Regions from separate parts of the Homo sapiens genome. Here region 2 is linked to region 1. The links are chromatin contacts, found by POLR2A ChIA-PET in ENCODE. All regions are on one chromosome and are shown on one strand. The core of a region is the stretch at or near the end of the contact, and the rest is flanking DNA. Distances in the headings are between cores, read along the strand shown.

The links. ChIA-PET counts read pairs that join two places held with the same protein, here RNA polymerase II (POLR2A).
Region 2: POLR2A ChIA-PET joins it to region 1 with 10 read pairs in activated CD4-positive, alpha-beta T cell. The contact joins two enhancer-like sites. POLR2A ChIA-PET finds 5 or more read pairs at or near these places in 4 of 52 experiments (Caco-2, OCI-LY7, PC-9 and 1 more).

The regions. Positions count from the first base shown.
Region 1 is chr1:228,176,232-228,180,885 of GRCh38, reverse strand. IBA57 (iron-sulfur cluster assembly factor IBA57) reads right to left here. Exons shown (of 3, transcript NM_001010867.4): 3 at 1-4,654. Among named protein-coding and RNA genes, the nearest start is that of IBA57, 13 kb to the right of the region's middle. RefSeq lists a silencer at 1,744-2,038. Within about 2 kb of position 1,970, at least 7 of the 41 ENCODE cell types and tissues checked have a DNase peak (open chromatin) inside an H3K27ac peak, as active enhancers do.
Region 2 is chr1:228,311,654-228,316,307 of GRCh38, reverse strand. OBSCN (obscurin, cytoskeletal calmodulin and titin-interacting RhoGEF) reads right to left here. Exons shown (of 116, transcript NM_001386125.1): 61 at 189-461. Among named protein-coding and RNA genes, the nearest start is that of TRIM11-AS1, 80 kb to the left of the region's middle. RefSeq lists an enhancer at 115-989. Within about 2 kb of position 2,252, at least 4 of the 41 ENCODE cell types and tissues checked have a DNase peak (open chromatin) inside an H3K27ac peak, as active enhancers do.

The sequences.
Region 1 (4,654 bases), core at 721-3,220:
GAAATTCAAGACCAGCCTGGGCAATGCAGTGAGAACCCCATCTCTACAAAAAGTAAAAAAAAAAAAAAAAAATTAGCTGAGTGTGATGACTCACACCTGTAGTTCCTGCTACTCAGGAGGCTGAGGCAGGAGAATCATCTGAGCCCAGAAGGTTGAGGCTGTAGTGAGCTGTGTTTATGCCACTCCACTCCAGCCTGGGCAAGAGTGAGACTCTGTCTCAAAAAAAAAAAAAACACTCCCAACTACGATTTTGAGTTTGTTCATTTCTCCTTGAAGGACTGGCTTTTAAATTCCATGGTCTTCCCTCTATAGTTTGGAAGATATATTTCCATTCTTTTAGAGATTATCTGAAAACTCTGATAAGCCTTGTAACAGATGCTGAAGTCAGTGTCCGTGCCCTCCTTCCGACCAGTAGGGGGACTTTAGAACACTGTAGGTTTGGGCACCTCTCTCCCAACTCAACATGTGGCATCTTTTTTATAAACTCCAAAAGTAGGCATTCTAAGTAGAAGCTTCTAGATGTGGTGTTTTAGACATGCCCACAAATCCACCTTCCTGCCTATTCACTCCTTCTTCCATCTCCAGCTTCCCCACAGGATCCCTCGCCAGAAGCCCAGACATGCCTTAGACGCTCTAGGCTCTGCTGGCAGCAAACTCCGGAGTGAGGGCAGTTTCGTGGTATGAAAATGCGTTTAGCCCTCTTTTTTTTTTTTTTTTTTTTTTTTTTTTTGAGACAGAGTCTCATTCTATTGCCCAGGCTGGAGTGCAATGGCACAATCTTGGCTCACTGCAACCTCTGCCTCCTGGGTTCAAGTGATTCTCCTGCCTCAGCCTCCCGAGTAGCTGGGATTACAGGAATATGCCACCACACCCAGCTAATTTTTATATTTTTAGTAGAGACAGGGTTTCACCATGTTGATCAGGCTGGTCTTGAACTCCTGACCTCAGGTGATCCACCTGCCTTGGCCTCCCAAAGTGCTGGGAATACAGACGTGAGCCACTGCGCCTGGCCCCTCATTCTTGAAAGACGGATTTTCTGGGTACACAATTCTAGGCTATCACTATTTTCTCCCAGGACTTTGAAGATATTATTTACTATCTTTCTGGCTTCCACTGTTGCTTTTAATCAACTACTTATTTTCTTCTTTCCAGATAATCTCTTTCTTTTCTGCCTTAAGATCTCTTTGTCATGAGATTCTGTACTTTCACCAAGACGTGACTGTTTGGGTAGAGCTTTTTAACTATGCTGCTTGGGAGCTGCTGGTTCCTGAACCTAAGGAGCAGGGGCTCCTGTTGGTTTGGGAAAGTTCTCAGCCGTATTTCTCTGAATACTTGCCTCCACCCCATATTCTCTTTCCCCTCCTTCTGGAATTACTCGTAAATTGCGGATGTCATACTAAACTCTCCATCTTCTTGTCTCATCCCATCTCATATTTTCCAGCTCTGTCTTTCTGTGCTGCACTTTGGGTCATTTCTTCAAACAGTTCCCGATTCTTCAGGAAACACATCATGGAATATTTTTTAGAGTATTTTATTTTTATTTCAACAAGTTCTCTTTTTAAAATCTGCTTGGTCATTTTTATAGTCTCTTGCTTCCTGTGCATAAATTGTTTTCTTTAAATATATTAAACATCCTCATTCCATGTGATGTGTCTGCTTACTCTAAGATCAGAACATTGGTGTGTGTGCTTCTGTCTGCCTTTCTGCTGGGCCTTGTTTATGGTACTGTGTGTGTGTGTTGACAATTTCTTTCCTGTACCTTAGGATGTTTTGGTATCTCAAAAAAAAAAAAAAATTCCACCTTCTGGCTGGGAGACTGCCCCTCCCAGGCCAGCCAGTCCTTACAGATAAGGGCCCAGCTGGGTGTGCGCGCCTCCGCAATGCAGCCTCACCAGTCCAGAGCCCACCTCTATCTGGCCAGAGCACTCTGGCAGCCAGGGACCACTCCTACAGCTTGGAGCCCATGGAAATCACTCCAGCTGGCCAGCCGCACATCTGCCCTGCCTTGCCTTTCCTGGGGAAGTGCCAGGAAAGGTCTAGCAGAGGCTCTCCCAGGCTCCTGCCTCTCCTCTCGGGCTGCGCTTGACTGACCGCCTCATACAAGAACACAGAACAGGGAGCTTGTCTCCTTGGGGATTAGAAGATGATGATGATAATGATTTTACAATGAACGTATACTTCTTAGGATGTTTTCTATCTAAGGCCTGATTTGGAGGTGGGTTTCTCACAGTTTCTACACTGTCTGCCGGGCTCTGGAAATACTACCAACTGCAACTTCTCTTCTTTTTTATTCTTTCTTTGTTTTAAGACAGGGTCTTGCTCTGTTGCCCAGGCTGGAGTGCAGTGGCACAATCACAGCTCACTGCAGCCTCAACCTCCTGGGCTCAAGTGATCCTCGCACTTCAGCCTCCCGAATAGGTGGGACCACAGGTGTGGACCACCATGCCTGGCTAATTTTTTTTTTTTTAAGAGACAGAGTCTTGATATGTTGCCCAGGCTGCTCTCAAACTCCTGGGCTCAAGCAATCCTCCTGCCTCGGCCTCCCAAAGTGCTGGGATCACAGGCATGAGCCACCACACCCGCCCATATCTGGCTTTGAAAGGAAAATACAAGCATGCTTTCCTAAAGATGCACCATATACACTGTGTTAAGTAAAACAGCTCAGAAACAGACAGTCAAACACCACACGTCCTGCCTCATAACCAGGAGCTGCCCAACAGGCAATGTGGGCTCAGAAAGTGGAAGGCGGATGTGGGGGACTCTAACGAGGGGAGGCAGGAGGTGTGAGGGTAAGAAGCCCAGACTGCACCACCATGCACTATACCCACATAACACAACTGCACCTTATGCCTTGAATTCACACACACACACACACACACGAACTTCCTATGTTTTTACAACACAAACTAAAGCAGACAGGAAAAGCAGTGTGCAGTTTTGGAGCGGCTACACCAGCTCTCAGCAGATCCCAGTGTTCCTGAACACAAAGCTCTGACCCTGCCGATGCGCTTTAGGGCCTGCTTCCAAGGTCCTAAAGGCCAGGCCTTTCTGAGAGGACTAAGGACATTTTGGTGAAAACTGATTTGGTTTGTATGACAGAGGGGCTCTTTTGTTGACTGACACTTTCCTTTTTAAAGACACAGAAGAGGCTGGGCACAGTGGCTCATGCCTGTAATTGAGACCATCCTGGCCAACATGGTAAAACCCCATCTCTACTAAAAATACAAAAATTAGCCGGGCATGGGGCATGTGCCTGTAGTCCCAGCTACCCAGGAGGCTGAGGCAGGAAAATCACTGGAACCTGGGAGGCAGAGGTTGCAGTGAGCAGAGATTGTGCCACTGAGCTCCAGCCTGGCCAACAGAGCAAGACTCCATCTCAAAAAAAAAAAAAAAAAAAAAAAAGGACACAGAAGAACACGAAATGTGTTTGATCTGAACCAAGTATTTTGAGATCCTGACACCTGCAGAGACCTGAAGACACTGAGGGGGCACAGGATGGCTCAGGCGGCACCTCACTCTGGAGTGGAGTGCTTCCTTCCTGGCTCACCTCCTAGCCCTCACCCAGCCACACCCACGGGACAGGCTAGGATGCTCCCAGATGCTGCAGCACTCAAGGAGGCCCCACTGGAAAAGCCAGGCAACTTCAGGCAGATGACAGAGCCGGGACACTTTGAGCTCGAGGCACAGACCCTCATTCCAGGGGTGCATGCCCCTCATGCAGGAGACACCAGCTCTTGGTGACACAGGCCACAGGCACCCACTCCTGGCTGAGCTGGAGAGAAAACTGGCTGGGAAGCTGATCAAATGTCTCCATGCCAGTTTAAAGCAGCAGCCAGTGGGGCTGAAAAGGTTGCAGGGATGCTGGTCTGGAATCCATCCTGCGCTGGGCGCTTCCAGACCATGACCTGTCCAAGAGGGGCTGAAGGCCACCGGCTCTCAGGACCGCAGGGGTCAGGGCCACCTAGCTGTTTCCTTGCCCATAGGAGAGCTGACTGCAGCGGGTGAGGCTGGACGGCCCCTCTCTTCCCTCCAGCTGCAGCCGCTTCCTCCCGTCCATCCGCTCTACACCCTCCTCCTGGGTGATCACAAACTACACTGCAGCTCAGAGCTGCCTTTAGACCCCTGACCCCAAAACCGCCATGGCTGCAGATTTCTAGAGAGCACCTGTGGCCCCCCAGGATGGCGGCACAGGCTCCCTGCCTGCTTGGCCCTCTGTGGCCACCCTAACGTCCAGCTTGGTGGCCCAAACGCCTGCCCCCCAGGCCCTGCGCCCTGCAGCCGACAGCTCACAGCCATGGGGCTGTCCTTTGCAGACTCGGCACCCACGTGCCCAGCCTGGGCCTCTGAGGCCTCCCCTGCTGGCCTGCAGCCATGCCAAGTGCTTCATCTGGTAGGTCTGGGCGTTCTCAAAGGAGCGCTGTTCCCGGGGTCCAGTCAGCCAGATCACAAAAACTAAGCCCCCACCTCCCTCTCCCCCAAATGAAACCAGAGCTCCCAAGGGGCTGCCTGTGGCTCACTCTTTAATAGATGCCCTGAAACATAGAGCTCACACTTCAGTGGGAAGGGGGAAGCCAGTGGGTGAACAGGAGGCTGTGCCCCGTGACTGACAGCAAGTCACTCTCACTGCAAACACAGGCTATGCCAAAACCCAGCA
Region 2 (4,654 bases), core at 1,003-3,502, 140 kb before region 1:
CCCTTGTGCCGCTCCCAGGGCCTCAGCCCCTCTGCAGCTCCGGCGGCCCAGCCTCCTGCGGGAGGGTCTCGGAGACTGACGTCCCCTCTGCAGCTGCAGCCCGCAGCCCCGCCCCCTCTGCCGCCCGCCTACCCCAGTCTCTAGTGGGAAGGATCTGACCCCACCCTGCACCAGCACAGCGCAGTCACCTCGGACCGTGAGGAATGCGGACGTCACCATATCCCCAGCCAGGAAGGTCACCCGGCAGCTGTCTTGTGGCCGCAAGTTTTTGAGCAGCAGCAGGTGGCGCAGGCCGTTCTCGAAGAAGACCACCTCGGCGTTCTCCGAGGTGTGCACGGGTTCGTCGTCCAGCAGCCAGGTGTGGGCGGCCACCTCGGGCTGGGACAGCTGGCACTCGAACAGCGCCTCGCCGCCCTCCAGCGCCTCCACATTCTCCAGCCCCCGCACCACCGTGTTCTTGGCTGTGGGGAGAGGGAGGATCAGACCATGCCCGCGCTTCCAGGGTCCCCACGTCCCTTGGGAGTGCCCTGAAAACTACAAAGAGCCAAACAAAATGCCCCCTCCCCAGAAGCTATGTGGAGGTGGGCACTCAGCGTCCAGGGTGGAGCCACCCATGCTTGCCTCTGTGGTCACCCAGCACCCCCCACCACCACCACTATGCCCTGCCCACTTTGGCACTGGGCTTCTGACCTCACAGGTGAGAAACCTCACAGGTGTTCACAAGACTAGAAACTCGCCAACCGCACAACCAGGCTCAAACACAGCCATGAGGCTCAGAGCCATGCTTTACCCGCCATGGCCCTGCTGCAGCTTCACGGTCTGGGAACATCCCCCTTTCTCTGCACCCCCCAACAGAGCTACCAGACCTGCTGCCTGGTCCCTGGAATGCCATGCTCAGACTCACAACAACCAGAGACCTCCTCCCTAATCCACTGCCCTCCGCTCTCCCCTCCCTTTCTCATTCTCTTGTGGGTTCACGTGTAGGAGTCTTGAATTTGGCCACACATTCTTCATGGAAGCCACAAGTTCAGCAGCTGTGCATGCCGTGCCTACTCACAGCTCAGCTCCTGGTGCAGCGAGCTTGCCACCTACGGGGCCTGTTCCCACCTGTCCGAGCCACCTGTGTCCCAGCGCCACCGGACACTGCCTGCCATTCCACTATCACTGCACAGCCCAAGCTGTGCCAAAGCTGCCCCGGGCCTAGGGCTGCTCACCAGGCGGCCTCACCTTGCACTTGCAGCAGGGCCACTACGCGGGTGCCCGCAGCCTCACAAGAATAGATGCCACTGTCACAGGGCAAGGCCGGCCTGAAGGTCAGCCTGGCCACGTTCCAGTCCTGCTCTATGATGACACGGTGCCCATCCGTGTGCACCTCCCGCTCGTCCATCTTCCACGTGGCCTGCACGGGCCGTGAATACTGGCAGAGGAGCTCAGCCGAGCCACCCTCCTCCACGGCCAAGTCCTGCATGGCACTGACCACCTCCACCACGGGATCTGTCGGCCAACATGCCGGACACATGTCAGCCCCCGGAGCTGAGCCACCGCAGCCATCCCACCCTCTGCTGTCAGTGTTAGAGGCTTCAGCGGCAGTAAGCGCAGAGCTGTGGCAGGCAATGGCAGAGCAGTGACCATCTGGCACATGGCCCAGGGAAGGGGGCCCACCACGACAGCCCAGGGCTATCCACTGCAGACACACCTCACCCCCACCCATGGGAGATAGCACTGTCAGGCTTGGTCTCTTTTCAGGGGGGCCCCTCCTGGTCCCCTTTGCCCCTACCTCCCTCTAGCCCTGGGCACATGGCCCCAACAGGGACACACACCCTCCAAAGTCCCCCTACCCCATGCCCTCTGGCCCTGGCTCAGGAGCCAGAGCCCCAGCCCAGCTCGCCCCTTCTGCAAGGACTCTGCCATCTCTCTTGGGGTCCCCGTCCCATCTCCACTGTCCAAATCCTACTCCATAAATGGCTGTTTGCCCCAGGACCCAGGTGAACCTTCCACATTTTCTTTGAGGGCGCACAGGGGACAAAGGCACCATGTGAGTCACTGGTAGGGGGCTCCCATACGGCCAGCTCTTTCCCAGAAGGGCAGAAACCCAGCCTGAGCCCACAGCGGAGGAAGCAGGTGACAGCAGGGGTAGGCTCAGCAGGGGCTGCTCTTGCCTTCACAAGGGACTGGGTTTCATGGCTGGGCACGTGCGGCCAGCAAGGTGGTAGCCAGCAGGGCACAGGTTGGTGTCCAGCTATACCACTCCCTAAGCCCAGACTTCTCATCCACCCTCCATGCCCACCTGTGCCACTGCAGGCAGACAGCATGCATAGAGTGGTGCCCACTCTGTGGCCCTGGGGGCCAATTCCTGATCCCAGGAGCCCGCAGGAAGCATACAAAAGTGCCAGCATGGCAGAGGTTCCCATCGGCCAATACCTTTGATCAACAACTTGGCCGTGGAGACCAGGGGCCCTGCGCGGAAGATGACAGTGCCGGAGTCGGCCACCCCCAGGCCCGAGAGCATGAGGGAGTGAAAGATCCCATCTCGCACAGCGATGGCGCTCTGGGGGCCATCCTGTAGCAGGGTCCCATCCAGCCACCAGCGGGCCTCCGGCCCACCCGCGTGAGACACCTCACAGGAGAACGTGGCCACCTCCCCCGCGAAGACATCCACATTCTGCAAGCCACGTACCAGGCACGGCACTGCCTCTGCACAAGAGGGTAAGAAGGAGGGCGAGGCTGGGACACCCTGGAGTCCACAGGACTGGGCTACTTTAGGGTTCACTGGTGTGGGGGTGTGGCACAAGAATAGATTGTGTCTCTGCTCCTAAAGCCCTCAGAAATTCCTGAGTGTTCATAATGTACTCCTTTGACTACATCTCAGTTTATGCTAATGAGGTCACTCAGGTAGGGGTCCTGGACAACATCAGAATGGGCCTCTAGAAAGGCCAAGTGTTCAGAGGGTTGGAATTTTCCCACCCTCCCACCTCTAGGAAGGGGAGAGGGGAACAGAGATTATGCTCTATAAAAGCTCTTAAATGAGATTTGATGAGTTCCCAGGTTGGTGAAGATATGCAAGTGCTGGGAGCATGGCACGCCCAGAGAGGACATGGAAGGTCTATGCCCACCCCCACCCCCATCCTTTGCCCTTTAAATCTTTTCCACATGGCTATTCCTGAGCTGTATCCTTTATAACAGCTGCTCAATACAAGTATTTCTATGAATTCTGGGAGCTGTCTTAGCAAGTTAATCAAACTCAAGGAGGGGTAGTGGGAACCCCATTTCATAGCTGTTCAGTCAGAAGTGTGGGTGGCTTGGGACTTCCCACTGGCATCTGAAGTGGGGCAGTCTTGTGGGACTGAGCTCTTCATCTATGAAATCTGACTCTAACTCCACATAGAAAGTATCAGAATTGAATTGAAGTGTGGACAGCCAGTTGCTGTCTGCTAGAGAATTGCTTGGTGTTTGGCCCCCACACATCTGGTCACAGAGTGTTCTGTGCTGTGAGAGTATAATAGGAGAAAAACAGTGAGTGTGTTGTTCTCTAGAATTGGTGTCAGAAGTGGGACTTGGCCAGGCACCATGGCTCATGTCTGTAATCCCAGCACTTTGGGAGGTCAAGGTGGGAGGACTGTTTGAGCCCAGGAGTTCAAGACCAGCCTGGGCAACATAGTGAGACCCTGTGGAGGCATGTGCCTGTAATCCCAGCTACTTGCAAAGCTGCGGTGGGAGGATCGCTTGAGCCCAGGGGGTGGAGGCTACACTGACCTATGTTCACATCACTGCATTCCAGCCTAGGCAGCAGGAGACCCTGTCCCCTCACCCCCACCAAAAGTGGGACTTGCTAGAATAGCCTCGGGGCTAGTAACTGGTACAGGGGCCACCCTCGGGTCTGCCAGAGCAGACATCACCCAGACCAGGAGGGTGACCTAGGGTTAGGGAATAGAAATCCACCCAGGCAAGTTGGCCCACCCTGATCACAGAGGGAGACACAGAGGCCACCCACAGTGAGCCTGTGGAGAGTGGCTCAGCCCCAGCTCATAGACCCGCACCCCCACACACCCCTTCAGAACATGCCTGGTTTCACCCACAGGAGGCTGATGACAGGCACACGTGCCCTTCTCAGAAGGCAGAATGGACAAGCTCTAAGCCCCATGGCTGGAGTTCTTTCTGGCCTTTGGTGCCTTATCTGACCCAATGTGGGTTGGGAAGGAGAAGCCACAGGGCCTGCTACTGTGAGTGGATGGGAGTTCACCTCAGAAAGTGAGTTCCCTGTCCCTGGGGGTGTGGAAGCGGACGCTTCTCCCATCCCAAGAGGGCATTCTGTCCAGATGTCCTCCAAGGTCCCTTCAGCCCAGAATTCCAGGGCCCTTATGTTGAGTGGCAACTGCTCCCTGCCTGGTCACACAGCAGGGCCCAAACTCAAGGAGCTTCCCAGACATGTTTGTGGTCACTGCCTGCCCTGTGCCTTCCACACTCTCCTCCTCCCTCCCACCCACTTCTCAGATGGAAACTCAGGGTGGTCACGGCAGATAGGAGAATGTGCCCAGGCTACTGCTGCCCACAGAGTTGAACCCCACACCCCACAGGCAAGGGAGGAAGACAGAACCAAAGGCTTATTCCACCACCTGCTGCCTGGGATCGGGCAACAGAGATGCCCTCCATCCTT